2 separate regions of the Homo sapiens genome follow, and region 1 is linked to region 2. Evidence: read pairs that join two places in POLR2A ChIA-PET (ENCODE). Cell type or tissue: K562. All regions are shown on one strand. Each heading gives the region's core, and the rest is flanking DNA. Links, peaks and the distances in the headings are about the cores only. Region 1 overlaps SGMS1 (sphingomyelin synthase 1). Region 2 overlaps SGMS1 (sphingomyelin synthase 1).

What was found. Peaks named below come from ENCODE experiments on the same cell type or tissue, not always from the same donor. Only the 100,000 strongest peaks of a DNase experiment are listed, where the experiment ranks them.
Region 1: POLR2A ChIA-PET joins it to region 2 with 10 read pairs; 2 of 35 experiments call an interaction of 5 or more read pairs at or near these places.

Annotation. Positions count from the first base shown.
Region 1 is chr10:50,354,642-50,363,257 of GRCh38, forward strand. All of the region lies in intron 6 of SGMS1 (sphingomyelin synthase 1), which reads right to left. Among named protein-coding and RNA genes, the nearest start is that of ASAH2, 110 kb to the left of the region's middle. RefSeq lists a silencer at 921-1,121 and an enhancer at 8,251-8,320. In K562, for the core only: no CTCF peak of the experiment used is centred there; no DNase peak of the experiment used is centred there.
Region 2 is chr10:50,523,530-50,532,145 of GRCh38, forward strand. The region is part of intron 2 of SGMS1 (sphingomyelin synthase 1); the gene reads right to left. Among named protein-coding and RNA genes, the nearest start is that of SGMS1, 96 kb to the right of the region's middle. In K562, for the core only: no CTCF peak of the experiment used is centred there; a DNase peak (open chromatin) is centred at 4,062.

The sequences.
Region 1 (8,616 bases), core at 146-8,145, 170 kb before region 2:
GAATGAACAGGCAACCTACAGAATGGGAGAAAAGTTTTGCAATCTACTCATCTGACAAAGGGCTAATATCCAGAATCTACAATAAACTGAAAGACATTTACAAGAAAAAAACAAACAACCCCATCAAAAAGTGAGCGAAGGATATGAACAGACACTTCTCAAAAGAAGACATTTATGCAGCCAAAAGACACATGAAAAAGTGCTCATCATCACTGACCATCAGAGAAATGCAAATCAAAACCACAATGAGATACCATCTCACACCAGTTAGAATGGAGATCATTAAAAAGTCAGGAAACAACAGGTGCTGGAGAGGATGTGGAGAAATAGGAACACTTTTACACTGTTGGTGGGACTGTAAACTAGTTCAACCATTGTGGAAGTCAGTGTGATGATTCCTCAGGGATCTAGAACTAGAAATATCATTTGACCCAGCCATCCCCATTACTGGGTATATACCCAAAGGATTATAAGTCATGCTGCTATAAAGACACATGCACATGTATGTTTACTGTGGCACTATTCACAATAGCAAAGACTTGGAACCAACCCAAATGTCCAACAATGACAGACTGGATTAAGAAAACGTGGCACATATACACCATGGAATACTATGCAACCATAAAAAATGACCCTCTTCCCTCTTCCCTCTCCCTCTTTGCACTGTCTCCCTCTGATGCCAAGCCGAGGCTGGACTGTACTGCCGCCATCTCGGCTCACTGCAACCTCCCTGCCTGATTCTCCTGCCTCAGCCTGCCCGGTGCCTGGGATTGCAGGCGCGCGCCACCACGCCTGACTGGTTTTCGTGTTTTTGGTGGAGACAGGGTTTCGCCGTGTTGGCCGGGCTGGTCTCCAGCTCCTGACTGCGAGTGATCTGCCAGCCTTGGCCTCCCAAGGTGCCGGGATTGCAGACGGAGTCTCGCTCACTCAGTGCTCAATGTTGCCCAGGCTGGAGTGCAGTGGCGTGATCTCGGCTCGCTACAACCTCCACCTCCCAGCCGCCTGCCTTGGCCTCCCAAAGTGCAGAGATTGCAGCCTCTGCACGGCTGCCACCCCGTCTAGGAAGTGAGGAGCGCCTCTGCCTGGCCGCCCATCGTCTGGGATGTGAGGAGCCCCTCTGCCCGGCTGCCCAGTCTGGGAAGTGAGTAGCGCCTCTTCCCAGCCGTCATCCCGTCTAGGATGTGGGGAGCGCCTCTGCCCCGCCGCCCTGTCTGAGATGTGAAGAGCGCCTCTGCCCAGCCGCGACCCCGTCTGGGAACTGAGGAGTGTCTTTGCCCCGCCGCCACCCTGTCTGGGAGGTAAGGAGCATCTCTGACCGGCCGCCCCGTCTGAGAAGTGAGGAGCCCCTCCGCTCGGCAGCTGCCCCGTCTGGGAAGTGAGGAGCCCCTCCGCCCGGCAGCCACCCCGTCTGGGAGGTGTACCCAACAGCTCATTGAGAACGGGCCATGATGACGATGCAGTTTTGTCGAATAGAAAAGGGGGAAATGTGGGGAAAAGAAAGAGATCAGATTGTTACTCTGTCTGTGTAGAAAGAAGTAGACATAGGAGACTCCATTTTGTTCTCTACTAAGAAAAATTCTTCTGCCTTGGGATGCTGTTAATCTATAAACCTTACCCCCAACCCTGTGCTCTCTGAAACATGTGCTGTGTCCACTAAGGGTTAAATGGATTAAGGGCGGTGCAAGATGTGCTTTGTTAAACAGATGCTTGAAGGCAGCATACTCCTTAAGAGTCATCACCACTCCCTAATCTCAAGTACCCAGGGACACAAACACTGCGGAAGGCGGAAGGCGGCAGGGCCCTCTGCCTAGGAAAACCAGAGACCTTTGTTCACATGTTTATCTGCTGACCTTCCCTCCACTATTGTCCTATGACCCTGCCAAATCCCCCTCTCCGAGAAACACCCAAGAATGATCAATAAATACTAAAAAAATTAAAAAAAAATTTATTGTATGTTAATTACATCTCAATAAAGCTGTTTTAAAAATTATAAAAAATCAAAACCATACACCCACATATATAATGAATATAGATTTTAAAACAATAAATCTAATGCCTGGAACTCTTAAAAAAATAAAAAAATAAAAAATAAAAAAATAAAAAATGATGAGTTCATGTCCTTTGTAGGGACATGGATGAAGCTGGAACCATCATTCTCAGCAAACTGTCACAAGGACAAAAAACCAAACACCACATGTTCTCACTCATAGGTGGGAATTGAACAATGAGATCACATGGACACAGGAAGGGGAACACCACACACCGGGGCCTATTGTGGGGTGGGGGGAGTGGGGAGGGATAGCATTAGGAGATATACCTAATGCTAAATGACGAGTTAATGGGTGCAGCATGCAGCACACCAACATGGCACATGTATACATATGTAACAAACCTGCACATTGTATACCTGTACCCTAAAACTTAAAGTATAATAAAAAAAAAAAAGCAGAGAAAAACAGCACGTGTTCATTATAGATTCTAAGCTTACCGGGATTTTATATTTAGCCTCAATTTAGTAAAAAAGAAATGTGCTAAATTCAATTTGGCTCCAATTTTAGCCTTTAATATTATAAAAACCATCAGACAATATGCCATGACATGGTAAAAACGATGTACAGTTAATTATCAAAGCCAAGCAGGTCTTTAAACAGAAAAGTAAAAGCAATTATTCTGGTAATGAAAAAAAAAATTACTAACCAAAATTAGTAAATAAATCATTTATAAATTTTTTTTATCCTTATTCACAAATAATCTATTATACTACCTTGTCATCTGGCACTCGCTAGAAACAAGACAGGGTTAACAATTTACCATGCAAATTTCACACTGAACATAAGTTTTCAAGAATCAGAATACCACAAAATACTGCAATGCAACGAGACCTGGGGCAATTGCTCAGAAAATCTGAATTCTAACACTTGTTCTAGCACTAACCTGTACTCCAACCCCAGTGTCTCAGTTTCCTAGTATGGAATAATTTATTCCATCCACTTATTCTATTAGTTAAGGGAATTTGCATGTACCTGACAGTGCTTTGGAAAACATAATACATAAAATGTAAGAAATTATTATACTGAATATAATTTATTCTTTCCTTGACGATTCGATGGACTTTTAAAATGAATGCCATGAAATTAATAATTTAATTTTTATGATTTTTTAAGGCATGAAGGACTCAAGATTGAACAAACAAGCTGGCGTATCAGTGAAGAAAGTACTGAGAAACTACAGGATTCTAGATGTTTCTAAATGCTGATAATGACAAAAGAATGATGAAAGTCCTACATGCGTAGTCTCTTAGACTTATAGTGAACCAAACTTTTGGCTTCACGTATCAAACCTCTAAAAACAAAAGCACCTGGACATGGTGGTTCATGCCTGTAATCGCAAAACTTTGGGAGGCCAAGGTGGGAGAATCTCTTGAGGCCAGGAGTTCATGACCAGTCTAGGCAACACAGTGAGACAACATCTCTATTTTTTTTAAATGTAACAAAAAATAAATACATTTAATAATAAAAACAAAAGCAAAAGTAACATGGAGTATATACATGACTTTACTCTGAAAGCTTACAGTTGACTTAAAGGAAGATCAAAATCTTGCGGACATGTAGCATTTAGCTCAAACTTTATAACACAAAACTACCTGTGGGGTACCTTGTTAAAGGGCAATACAAATCAAGAATTGATATTATTTTATTATGAAACAGACCAAGTGCCTCTTTGTAAAAGCTTCAAGTTCAGATAAAAGTTTTTACATCTTGTGGAACTTTCCATAAAATAATAACCAGAACAGGTACAGTGGCTCACACATTTTGGGAGGCTGAGGCAGGTGGATAACTTAAGGCCAGGAGTTTGAGACCAGCCTGGGCAAAACCTGTGTCTACTAAAAATACAAAACTTAACTGGGCGTGGTAGCTCATGCCTGCAATCCCAGATACTCAGGAAGCTGAGGCATGAGAATTGCTAGAACCTGGGAGGCAGAGGCTGCAGTAAGCCGAGATCCTGTCACTGCACTCCAGCCTCCAGCCTGAGCAACAGAGCAAGACTTTGTCTCAAAAAAAGTAAATAATAACCTAACAGATCTTTTAAGGCAATGTAGCCCACTGAAATACTCATGAGATAGGTGTTCAATTATTCTCTAATTCAATTTGGATAGCTTTACTCCAAACAAATCTAATAAGGTATAGATTTGTTATTTAGCATTTGAAGAGTTAAATAGAAGAGTTCATAAAATGGTATAGATTTGAAGAACAAAAATGGTTAAAGTAACAGCCACATAGTTTCAGCTGAAGGACCTACACATTTATTTCAGTCTACTGTTGAGAAAATTTTAGAAGATTACTTTTGATGCCTTAACCTTTAAATTGTCCCTTATTTTAAATTGCTATTACATGCTGTGCTCAGAATTCCACAGTCCAACTCTGGTTAGCAAATAAAATCATCCCCTATGAAATGGCCCCTTGAACTAAGTAAGTGTGTGCTGACCTACTTTGCTAAGATACAAGAAGAAGGGCTTGCTGGAGTGTATGTATTTTGCCTTTTTGTCCACTTTGGCTGGTAGACTTTAGGCTGTTAGAAGAGCCTTACTTAATGACATCTTTTGGTCTCCTCCACACTGTGTTTATTCAATAATGTTTAATACTTAGATTTCACAACATCTGAAATATATTTCTCTCAGTAGCTGCCCTATAACTTATGCAATTGATAGTTTCCCCCCTTTTCCCCACCTCTCCCAAAATGACCCATTCCATCGTAGTAGCCTCAGTGTTGTAGAAGAAAAGAGAGAATTTGGGGAGACAAAACAGATATGACACAATGACAATAAATCAGCCATGTCCACTGTATACCATGGACATGTTTATAGTTGTTCACTGAGGATATGAAATATAATACTGTTTTATACATTTCATGGAGAGTCCTGGCACCAGCAACATCAGCTAATTCTGCCTCCCCTTCCCCAAGCCTCCAATTGAGTCATTTTGTGACAGAATATATGTAAATATTTAGTGATCAAGAAATCTAAACAATCATTCATTATGGCAAAAAAAAAAAAACTAGAAAAAGAATCTAAAAGCTCTAGAGTAGAAATTGATTAAATATATTGTACAACAGAATACCAAGCCTCTGCCACAGACTGTACTGTATTTCCATATCTATAGTAATACATATTTATAGCTTTGTCACATAAACAGGTTACAAACAAAATGTATTACTTTTGTAAACACATATTACAAATATCCACAGGGAAAAAAGGGTTAACTTCTTAACCCTTACCTCTGGGTAATAGAATTATGAAATAAATTTCTGCTTTACTTTTTTTTCAGTATTTTCTAATTTCTCTGATAAACATATATTACTTGCATTTAGAAGGGGAAAGGATTTTTTCCCCCAAACATACTCTATGTTTTTGAACATGTAGTCTGCTTTGTAAATTTAAAAATACGTGTTTCCTTCATTAGCTTTCTTAAAAAATATAAAATGAGCTTGCAGATTTCTCTAAATAATAGGAATCTTGGCTTTCTGTGTATAATTATGTTCCCAAATTCTTCATATTCCCAAGACATAATGGTCCAGGCGTACAAGCCAAACCACCAAAAAAGATGAAGCTGAAATCTGAATCCAAGTGCATAAAGCAACTCCAGTCTCAGATATTTCCCATCATTCCAGAGGGAAAACAATAAGCTATTAGCTTTACAATTGTTCTATTATCTAGATTTCCTTCAATATCCATCCATCCAGGCTGCTGCAAAACAGCAAAGCCTTTAAAAAAAAACTCTGCAGGTTGTCATTACAATAAAAACTAATATAATAGCTCTACTGATAACTAATCACTATTGTTTTTCCCATGGGATTTCATTCTTAGTACTAATTACCAAAAACTCGGGAGATGATCTACTCCCACTCAACTGACTAACTGCCCCTCTGAGTCCGAACCAGCAGGACTATTTTAATATTTGCCTAGTTAATCTGTAGAACTTGGACACGGATTCACTCCAGCAGTACTCAAGAATGGAGGACCTAATCAATGTTTCCAAATTCCATTAGCTCTCACATGAGCTGATGCACACAGTACTGATCTCATCTGCCCTGAGAAGCCTGGGAAAGTCTAACACAGGCTATTTCTATCACACAACACTCACTTCCTTTCCCTTCTTCCTATCTTTTTCAAAATGAGAGCTAAAATTCTTCTAATTTGCTCCTCATTTAGCTAGAATAAAAATATTGCATGTGCCCTGGAATCCATCATAAAAGTAAGTTAAAACTGTAAAAAGCCAGATGGCTTAGGAAAAGGGTGAGGCCGTGCTTTACTATCCTCTGCTTTTTAAGAATCTTTGATGCCATATTCTAAAGCATACCCACAGTGCCCAGCTTACTAAAACTACCTCTATCTACTCACCTATAAAGTAAAAGTAATCCTGCATTCTTCTGGGGAGTAAGAAAGATCAGAAAACTGACATGGAATTTAGTAGGGGCATAGCAGCAGGGGATTTTGAAAGCATCTATGGGAGAAAAAGTTCTGATCCTTCTTTTCCTCCCTTTCCTACAGAAAATCCAACAGTGATCAGTCAAGAGCTGGCGATGGGGGTAGGAGTGGCAACTGCAGGTTGGGGAGGTGGCAGAGCCAGTGTCAGAACAGACGAACGAGGTCACCCTGCCCCACCACTCCTTGATCCCTCCTCATCCCTGTCTCTCCTCATACCCCCAGGATTAAGCAAGCATAAACTAAAAAGGCTGCCCGAGGAAGTCATTCCATCAGGCTCTCAAGTTCACATACCCGTCAGAACCCAGGCACATTAAATCAACCTGGATCACAGAGAATATGCAGTCGTCAGGACTGTGGCAAACAGGATAGGGCAAGCCATACCTAGTGCAGTTAAAGTTCAATTTTTTAAGGGGCAAAAATAAACAAAAAACATGCAAGCTGAATCTGGCCCACGGGATTGCCCCTTGCAACTTCACTTGCTCTCTCATTCATTATATCTAATCATGAATTCCTGGAGATCCTATCTTGAAGGCTCTCTCAAACTGTTCCCTTTTCCCTATTCCCATTTGCTTCTGCTTTAGTTTCTGCCTCCAGCCTGGCTCAACTGCAACCCTCTGCCACACTACCATGAGATCTAGTTCATAATCTGATCTCTTCACTTGAGGCTTAAGCTCCCCACAGCTCTCAAGATGATGTTCAGATGCCTTGACTTAGCTCCAAGGCCTTCCATGACACGGCCTATTTATTTACCTGTATTTTTCAGCCTTGCCCTACAAGCTCTGGGCCTGTATCATATCCATACTCAAGTGTTCCAGTAGATTCCCACACAAACCAGTCATTTCATACCTTGCAAGTTGTTCCTTCTGCCTGGAATATTCTTCCTACCTTATACCTTCCTTTGTCCTTTCATTTGCTTTGGAATCTCTAGAGCCTAATGCATAGTACACACTTAATAGATGTTTCCTGAATACCTAATTAAATGAGAATGCAAAGGAGATGACTTATGGTTCCAGAACATGGACCCAGTGATGCGTATCTCCTTTATATATCAAGCACATAAAAATCTACATAAAATATAACTGCTGACATTTTAATACCATAATCAGTTTCAAAATAAAGAAAAAGAATTTCTCATGTGTCAAAAGAAGAAAAATCTCAAATTCAGAGTAGAAAAGATACAAGTTAACACTTATATCCCACAGGGATATCAGACTTGGACTCTAGCTGCTAGGGGTTGGGGACTTAAGATCCCAGCCAGGGCAGAGGACTGAAACTTAGACCTTGAATAAAGCAAGAATCTCTCTAAGACCAGAAAAACTGGATCCATGAAACTGACACACAATGATACAGAGTCCAGATTTATACTATCTGCGTAGTGTGAAATTTCCAAGCCAAGAAATTAAGGTAAATATAAAAGAAAAATAAATATAAATAGCTCCTTAAAGGCGCTTCAAAAAGCAATGGTTCATAGGACTCCCATGGAAAAAGTAATCTTTGCTGAGGATGAGCAAATAATTGAAAATTATGAATCACACAAGGAAATGATCCACCATGAGGGAGATTTGCCAGGTGTGACAAACAGGAAGTTTACCAAACCATGAATTTGATCATATAAAACAGGTTTGAAGAGGCTATGAAATAAAGAATTGAAACCACAATGTAAAAACAAGACATGATTTTTTTCTTAAAGATAGATGTGTTTAAAGAAGGTACGGAGAAACCCTAGGTTCTCTCCTCTGGCCTGTGACCCACTGATACTTCAGGAGGAAAGAAGAGAGAGCAACATGTTAAAAGCAGATCAAAAGAGGAAGTGAAATCAGCAAAAAAATAAAGTATATAAATATAAAGACAACTGACAAATTTTGTCAAGCCCCAAGGATCTCAACAATCTAGCACCCACATCTTTTTTGGGGGGTGAAAAGGGAAATAAAAAACTGAATCCAGTTAATTGAAAGATGAATCAGATTTCCAAAAAGGTATTTCACTGGACATATACATTCTATCTCACTGTCTCCAAAAACTCCTCTGAAATGGTAGTAAAAAGATTTTCTTTTTTAAAAAAAGGGACAAGAAATCAAAACAGTCGAAGAGAACAGAAGAGAAGAGAACAGAAGAGGAGAAAACAGGGACAC
Region 2 (8,616 bases), core at 266-8,265:
TTTCCATAACTCTTCCTCCTACTGGCATAACAAAACAGTAGAGCCTACCCTAAGTAATGAAAGTTAGTTGCTCTTCTTAATTTCTCTTGTTTATGTGCATATTCTTAGGGATGGAGAAAAGAATCCTTTTCATATAAATCATTTTCTGGTGTATTTCCATGTCTACTTATAACCACTGTTGAGAAAATAATTAGAAAATAAACAGTCAAAAATAAAACTTGCAACCCCAGATACAAAGCTAATCAATATTAGCAAAGAAGAATAATATTTTATCAAATACTGTGAGAAAAGATGATTTTGTAATCACAGGAAAATGGAGAACAAGTCTTTCCCTGCACAAGCCAGTAGATTTGTGCTCAAGGCACACGTGTGCACATGCGCACACACACACGCAGCATTCCAAACACAGTTTGCAGACTGAAATGTGGGACACCCTCTTGCTACTTCTTGGGCAGAATTTCTTCATATTAGAAATCCACATTTCAGCTCATCTAATTCATTTTCTCAAAAGGAATCAATGCATGACAAGTTATACCTTTCTTTGGTTCTACTTCAGGTCCCCTAGATCTTAAAAGTGAGCATCTGATGTAAACAAAATGCTTTATTGTCCTTTTGTACCCCTCACTGTCCAGGCATTCCTAATATTCTTGGGGCTCTTAGAACAGTCTTTTCACAGATCACAATGTCTCCTGTAGATCTTGTTGAATTCTGTTTCCTCAAGTCTGCATGTGTCCAGCACCCTAATGAGGTACAAATTCTTCTGTGCAACCCATTTCCCAGAAATGCAGTCTGAGCCTCTGGGCTTGATAAAACAAGACCTCCATGAACTGCTCCCAGTCCCCCTTACCATTTCGTCTCCTAACACTTTATGCTCCATCACTAGTGAAAAACTTGTAGCTATTCCCCTTCATGAAATACCCTTTTCCTCCTTTCTTCTCTTGACTGTGAAAATTTTTTCATGCTAACCATTCAAAGCTGGGTTAGTGCCCCAGCCCTATGCTCACCTTTATAATAAATAAACTTCACTGAGTGCTTTTGATATGCTAAGCATGGATGGGCACTTAACATGTATGATCTTATTTAGTGCTACTACTAAGTCTGTAAAGTAGGTGATATTTATTATTATCAGCCCATTTACAGATGAGCAAACATGAAGAAAGACTACACAGCGTCCCAATGTCACGCAGCTGGGGAGTGCTGGAGCCACAGAGCTCATAGGCTTTTCATTACAAACAGCATGAAACATAGTTAGTTGAAAAATTAACAGCATAATAGGTACTTCCAGGCAAAAGGCCCAGAATGTCAATGGTGACCCTATGACAACACTGAAAGGGTAAAAATAAGATGAGAGTAACTCATCAGAATCCTTCAGAAGAGGGTGCAAAAAGAGACCTATAAACTAACATCAACGATATGCCCATAATAAAGACCAAAATATTTTACCAAGACAGGGTGATCAGCAATTTCTAAGAATCAAGTAATATACACATGGCTCAAGCAAAATAATGTTTAAAAGAAGCGGTGGAAATAGGAAAGAATTTTCTTACTAGGGATTAGAGAAAAAGCATTAAATCAAAGATTAAGAAGAGCTCTCAGAGGAAAGAATCTGGAATATTTGAATAATTAAATCAATTCCATCCTCAAGAAGTTCTTATACTGGGTAACAAATAGCATCCTCTATTGGAGTTACATGTTGGCTCCTACACAAATTGAATGAGTGAAGATTAGTGAATAGGAAAAATTCTGTTGTACCCCATCTAAGCCCTGTGTGCCGCAGATCCAATATGCCCGTTTCTGGCTCTAGATTGTGAAGGTGGGTGTAAAGGAGGCATGAACAGGAATGCTGATGATGTGCTCCTTCCAAATGCCACCCAGACAGCCTCATGAAGAGCAAGGCAGAGAGGATCAATATTTCAGTACAGGCATCACTCAAGCAGGTTACCCTTCTTCACTGGTAGAGACCAAGATGCTTGGTCTCTTGGACCTTGACTGGAAGATGTTAACCTCACTTCAAAATAAAAATCAAGCAAAGTCAAAGTTATCAATGCTGGGCTCTACACTTCTTGGGAAAATTGAAAAACAGAAAAGAATCAAAAGTAGAAAAGTAAAAATCACTGAAACATAATTTGAGGTACGAAATTCCCAGAGAAAGTTTTGTCTAGGGAAAACAAGGGAGACTCTACCACTTACCATCATTTTAAGCACTACTCTGCTATGAGCAATGGATAGCATTTTTCCATTTCCACCAAAGACAGAGCAGTGAAAACAACTTTAGCCTAAAGCATAAGAATTTCAGCTTTAAGACAATGACTTTCTCCAAAGCAAGACATTTTAACTAAGGAGTCTATAGTTTGTACACCCATGACAAAGGTTGCTATGTTAATTATTAAAACGTAGAACTCTCAAATTGGTATTCCTGTAGAATATGTGATTTTTGCCTCAGAAGTTGCGATAATAATCAATAATACAACCATTTATTGAGTGCTTCGCTACAGGCCAAAAGTCACTCAGGGAGGCCTGAGGGGAAGCCCAGCTCTGCTAGTGCTGTGGGATTCACGTGTGTATTAGTCTGTTCTCAAAGTGCTAAGAAAACTACCTGAGACTAGGTAATTTATGAAGAAAAGAGGTTTAACTGACTCACAGTTCCACAAGCTTAACAGGAAGCATGACTGGAAGGCCTCAGGAAACTTACAATCACGGCAGAAGGCGAAAGGGAAGCAAGCACCTTCTTCTAATGGCAGCAGGAGGGGGTGGTCGGTGGGGGAAGTGCCACACTTTTCAAACCATCAGATGTCATGAGAACTCACTATCATGAGAACAGCATGGGGGATATCTGCCCCCATGATCCAATCATCTCCCACCAGGTCCCTCCCCTGACACATGGGGATTACAAATCAACACGAGATTTGGGTGTGGACACAGAGCTAAACCATACAGACACACAATCTCCCTGTTTCAATGCACAACCTCTTGACTACAGGGATAAGACCAATGCAAATTAAACTTACACTTACAAAATAGGATAATAACTGCTTTATGAGGTTTGAGAAAGGATTCAGTTTAGTTAATCTTATTTACCCTGTGCCTATCATGTAGCAAGCACTTCATAAATGTTAGCTATTATTACTGCCAAATAATTTTAACTTTACTTGGGTCAACTTCTTCCTGTTATTCAATCCCTGATTCTGTTAAAGGCAAGAGAGGGTGTTTAGGTCAATGAGAGTAATATAACTTCAAGATGAAAAAGAACTGGCTGGCCGGGCACGGTGGCTCACGCCTGTAATCATAGCACTCTGGGAGGCCATGGCAGGTGGATCACGAGGTCAAGAGATCGAGACCATCCTGGCCAACATGGTGAAACCCTGTCTCTACTAAAAATACAAAAATTAGCTGGGCATGGTGGCATGTGCCTGTAGTCCCAGCTACTTGGGAGGCTGAGGCAGGAGAATCGCTTGAACCTGTGAGGTGGAGGTTGCAGTGAGCCGAGATATCGCCACTGCACTCCAGCTGGGTGACAGAGTGAGACTCTGTCTCAAAAAAAAAAAAAAAAAAAAAAAAAAGAAAGAAAGAAAAGAAAAAGAACTGGCCATGTATTCAACCATGCAGCTCATCCACAGCCATCCACTCCGTAAGTAGACATTGACGGTGTGCCCATCAAGCATGGAGCAGTGGGGTAGGCCTCTGTGGGGAAAGTCAAAATGAAAATGGTGCAGCCCATAGCATTGCTCAAAGGACATCATCACCTTATTGTTAATCACCAACACTTGTGGAATATTCCCCATATGCCAGGCAGTGCTGCAAGCAACATGTGTGTATGTGTTCATGCACACACTTGTAAACATATATATTTACTCTTTTAAACCTCAAGACAACCCTTTAAAGTATTACTTATTATCCCTAATTTACAGATGAGAAACTGAGGCACAGAGAGAAAATATAACTTGCTCTCGGTTGCACAGCCTGTAATTGGCAGAGCTGAGATTCAGCTCCTGGCTATCTAGTTTCAGAGTCTTAGGCACCTAGCCACTTGATACGCTGCCTCTCCCTAGACGTGTCCGCTAAGAACTAGAGTGAGAACAGACTATGATAAGGGCCCAGTAGGAACATAAATAAAGTGTGGCGTTTGTGGGTTACTTGTGCTATCTTGACACATAACAGGAAGAAGAAAAGGCCTTTAACTACAAAATGATGTGTTTAAGCACTCCGTAGCAACCCAGACTGAAAGTCATCCAAAAAACACTTGTGTCTGTCACCTTGAAGAGCCATCTTCTCAGTTATTTAACACATGCTGCAGGGAAAGAAGAGGGCTAAGAATATGGGCTTAGAAGTCAGACATGCCTGGATTTGATTGGCAGGTCCTCCAACGGCAGCTCTGTGGTCTTCAACAAATAAATTACTTGACCTCTCTCTTCAATATCCTCATATTAAGGATTAAATGAGAAAATTTATGAAAGAGTTTAGTTGTAGGACATGGCTCTAAGTACTAAATAAATAAAATAATAAAAATACTAAATAAATAAATTGTTGCTGCTATTTTGCTTCAAGATTCATTCCTAAGTAATATTTAAGAGTACCAAGTACACAATATCAGTCTATAAACCAAAAAGTATGCAACTTACAGGATTTGAAATACATTGTGGATTCATTTATGATATCAATAAGTATGAATTATTAGAGCCCAAAAAGTATGATAAATCTGTGTTTCAAAATGCTAGAGAATAAAAAATTCTTTCATCTTATGAGGTAAGAGCAGCTGTGTATTGAGGGACGACTCTGTCCTCAGTCCTGTAACAGGTACAACACAGATTTTACTCAATCTTCAAAAACCACTCGGGGGTTTGTCAAATGGTACTGATTTTACATATGAGGATTCTGAGCCTCTCAGAGGTTAAATGATTGACTCCAGGTCACACTATCAATACACAGCAGGGACTATTCTTAAAACCAAAAGACTTACCAGTGAGGCAGTCAGAAACATAGCCATTCCACAAAGCATTTCCTTGGCACCAATCAGAATTTCATCAAGAAACATTCCAATATTATCAATGTCTAAATCCCCACTGCACATATTGTGCTTTAAAGAAGCCTAGGCTGGGTGGTAGCTCACACCTGTAATCCCAGCACTTTGGGAAGCCAAGGTGAAAGGATCGCTTGAGTCCAGGAGCCCTAGAACAGCCTGGGCAAAATAGGGAGACCTCTGTTTCTACAAAAAAATAAAACCTAGTCAGGCTGAGGTGAGAGAATAGCTTGAGCCCAGGAGGCTGAGGCTGCAATGAGCCATGATTGCAACAGAGCAAGACCCTTCTTCCAAAAAGAGAAGAAGAAGCCTAAATCACTGACTGGGAGGTTGTGATATGCCACTGGTCAAAGTGACATACTACTAGAAATCTCATTCCATCATCCAGTTCAGTCAGAATGTCCCTTGGAAACACTGTCAGAGATGGGCAATTTACAAATTGCTATAGCTATTCAAAAGTGACTATATTTCCACAGCAATACATTGGTTCCTACAGCTGGAACATGGGGAAAACAAAGGAACATCAATGGCATTAGACAGGGTATGTGTATGTGTTTCAGGTAGGTGTGGATACAGCAGGAAAAGATAAAGCCAAAGATCCATTTCTGATTTTGTTAATAGCAGAACATGCTTACCACCAATATTCGAATCAATTACTTGTAAACATTTTTGTTTATGGTTTTCTATGTGTCACCTGTCCTTAAGAAAAAAGAAGGCAGCAAGAAAGTTCACTATGTAAATTCTAAGACTCAACTCTGCCTCTAATACTTCCAGACTGTAATTGCCATCCCTGAAACGGCAAAGTCCATATTTTGGAGACCACTGTATCCTTACCACAATACAATGCTAGGTAAACTTAGGCCTTCAATAAACATGGATGGATGTTCACACTCAGCCATACTACAAAATGTAGAGGAAAAAGGTGTGAGGGGCTGCCCGAGGAGGATTACTTATTATTAAACTGCTCTTTGAAACTTAATAGTCAGAAAACGTGGAATTACAGGAGGTTCGATTTTCTGAACTTTTTTTGAATGAGTACATCTTACACTTTGGGGGTGAAAAATGCCTCCCTATTCCCTTTGACTATTCAAAATATTTGCCAATATTATTAAATACTTACAGGTCTAAAAATGCCATCTAATCGACTATTTCAGAAATATGAATCATATATGCAAAAATTTATCGTAGCATTGTGCTTGACACAGCAGAAATAAAGAAGAACAAGGCTGGGCCAACAATGGTTGAATGGAGGGACAGACTCTAAACAATTAATTACTATACCGTACCATACAATTGGTGCTTTTGGCAAAGGAGAACCATGTACTGGAGGACCCAGAGGAGGGATGACTAACACTGCTTACATAAAAAATCCCACACCATAAAAGAGGAGTTTTCTTTCCTCCAATATTCTTTGCAATTTCCTCGTCCAATCTTCACTATTTCCTTTAAAGTGAAAAAGCAGCACAGGCCCTCTGTATACTAAATACTCCTAAATAGCCACCGTCTTTCTCAATCATCATCCCATCTCCTGAAAACCTGCACATTGCCTAAAATAAGAAGTTTCCACAAACTAATGATCAGCCACCCTGTTAACACATAACTTAATTATTTTAGATGAGCTTCATCAGAATTTTTTTGGCCCTAGTGTTTCCTCCAAAATTCCTGGCCTTCTTATAGTCAATTAAACTGTATGTGCTTTTCTGTCCAAAAATCTTAAAGACACAGCCAAATGGATATTTTTCTAAAATTTTCTAACACCATCATTAGCAGCTCATTTCATTACATGATTAAAAATTAACTTGATAATGCTGTCAGTGTGACTGAACATTAAAATTATTTCTAAATTTCTAATGGGACAGAAAGGGAAATGGGCAAGCCACATAATTCTAATCAAGGGAAAACATATAAAAGGGCTTTCCACCGAAGTACTGAGAAGCAGAATCTTCTTTTTTTAGAGACAGGGTCTCACTGTGTCGCCCAGGCTTGAGTGCAGTTAGCGCAATTATAGCTCACTGTAGACTTGAATTCCTGGGCTCCAAGCGATCCTCCCGCCTCAGCCTCCCAAGTAGCTAAGACTACACGTATGTGCCACCACATCTGGCTAATTTTTTTTTTTTCTGTGCTGACAGGGTCTTGCTGTGTTACCCAAGCTGGTCTCAAACTCCTGGCCTCAAGCAATGCTCCCGCCTCGGCCTCTCGAAGCACTGGGATTGCAGGCATGAACCACTGCGTCCTCTTTTTTAACAATAGTTTATATAATACATGCAAATGCAGTGTGGTTTCTTCTATTTTCACTAAAAATCTATGAGGATAATACTAAAGTGTGCCTTAGGGAAAAGGATACCTGAAGGGGAGGCACTGAAAATGTAGAAATAAACACCTTTTTCTTATTTCAAGTTAAAAAGTACTAGATAAGATGACTGAAAACATATTGAGCAGGGAGGTTTCACAAACAGGATGGTCCCTAACACAGGACCTTCTAGGAAAACCATTTGGATGTGGTCTTTTATACAGGACAATCCCAGAAAAAAAAACAGAAATAAAAGATTTTCTGAAAATTCAACAACTACTTCACTATTCAGAAAGTCGTCACCTCACTTAGCTAGGGCAGGCACCATTTATACCTCAGTGCCACCACCTGATTGATCTGAAGCTTGTTATCAGTGAAAATCTTGCTATCACCCATGTGTGCTCATGGGTTTCATATTTTAAATGGAACATACATGTGTAGACTACCTGTTAGTACCTTACTCTCTGCTCAACTTTTACTTTCCTTAATAGTAAAAAGCTATTCTATCTGTTCGAGGAAGTGCCATACATGTTTACTTATTTTTTTTTTTATAAATTCCCTTACCTTTATTCATCCTATTCATTTCAAAGTGACTTAGAGCATACTGTTCAATAAACGTGATACACGTGTTTGGTACATAATCACCCACAAGCTGGTACTCTGCAGGTCTGTTAGCATGGTTAGTACTGAACCAGAGGTAAGAGCTAGTCACTGCACTACACACGTGACAAAAGTCTTCTTGAATCCCCACAGTGTCACTCAAACTAGGGCTTGGCTCTTTATCTGCCCACTCCACCACCTGCCCTACAAAGGGGTTGGATCCACTTATCCTACCCAACGGTCTGAACTTCTTCCTCCTCTCTGCTGCGGCAAGTTGCCCACCTTCCCTACCTGCCCACTGCCTGAATGTGTGCTTGGAAGGTATACTACATATACCAGTACCACCATCTCCACCTACTAAAAATTTGGGATATGCCAGATAGCTTTAATCCAAGCAATAGCATGATAAGGTAGGCACTAATCTCATCTTACAGATAAAGAGACTTACAGATAAAGTTCAGAGAGAATGGTCAGTAACCAGCATGCAAGTGGTCAAGCCAGGATTGCAACCCAGATTCTGAGACCAAATTCTGGCTTGGGACTGAATTATTTACATTCATATGCACACAGAAGGCCCTTGAATAACACTGTTTAATTCAACTTTGTTTTGTTATAACACTGATGAGAAGAAAAATTGGTTCCTGGTCAGGGTCACCATCCGTGTGGAGTCCGCAAGTTCTTCCCATGTCTGCATGGGTTTTCTCAGGTA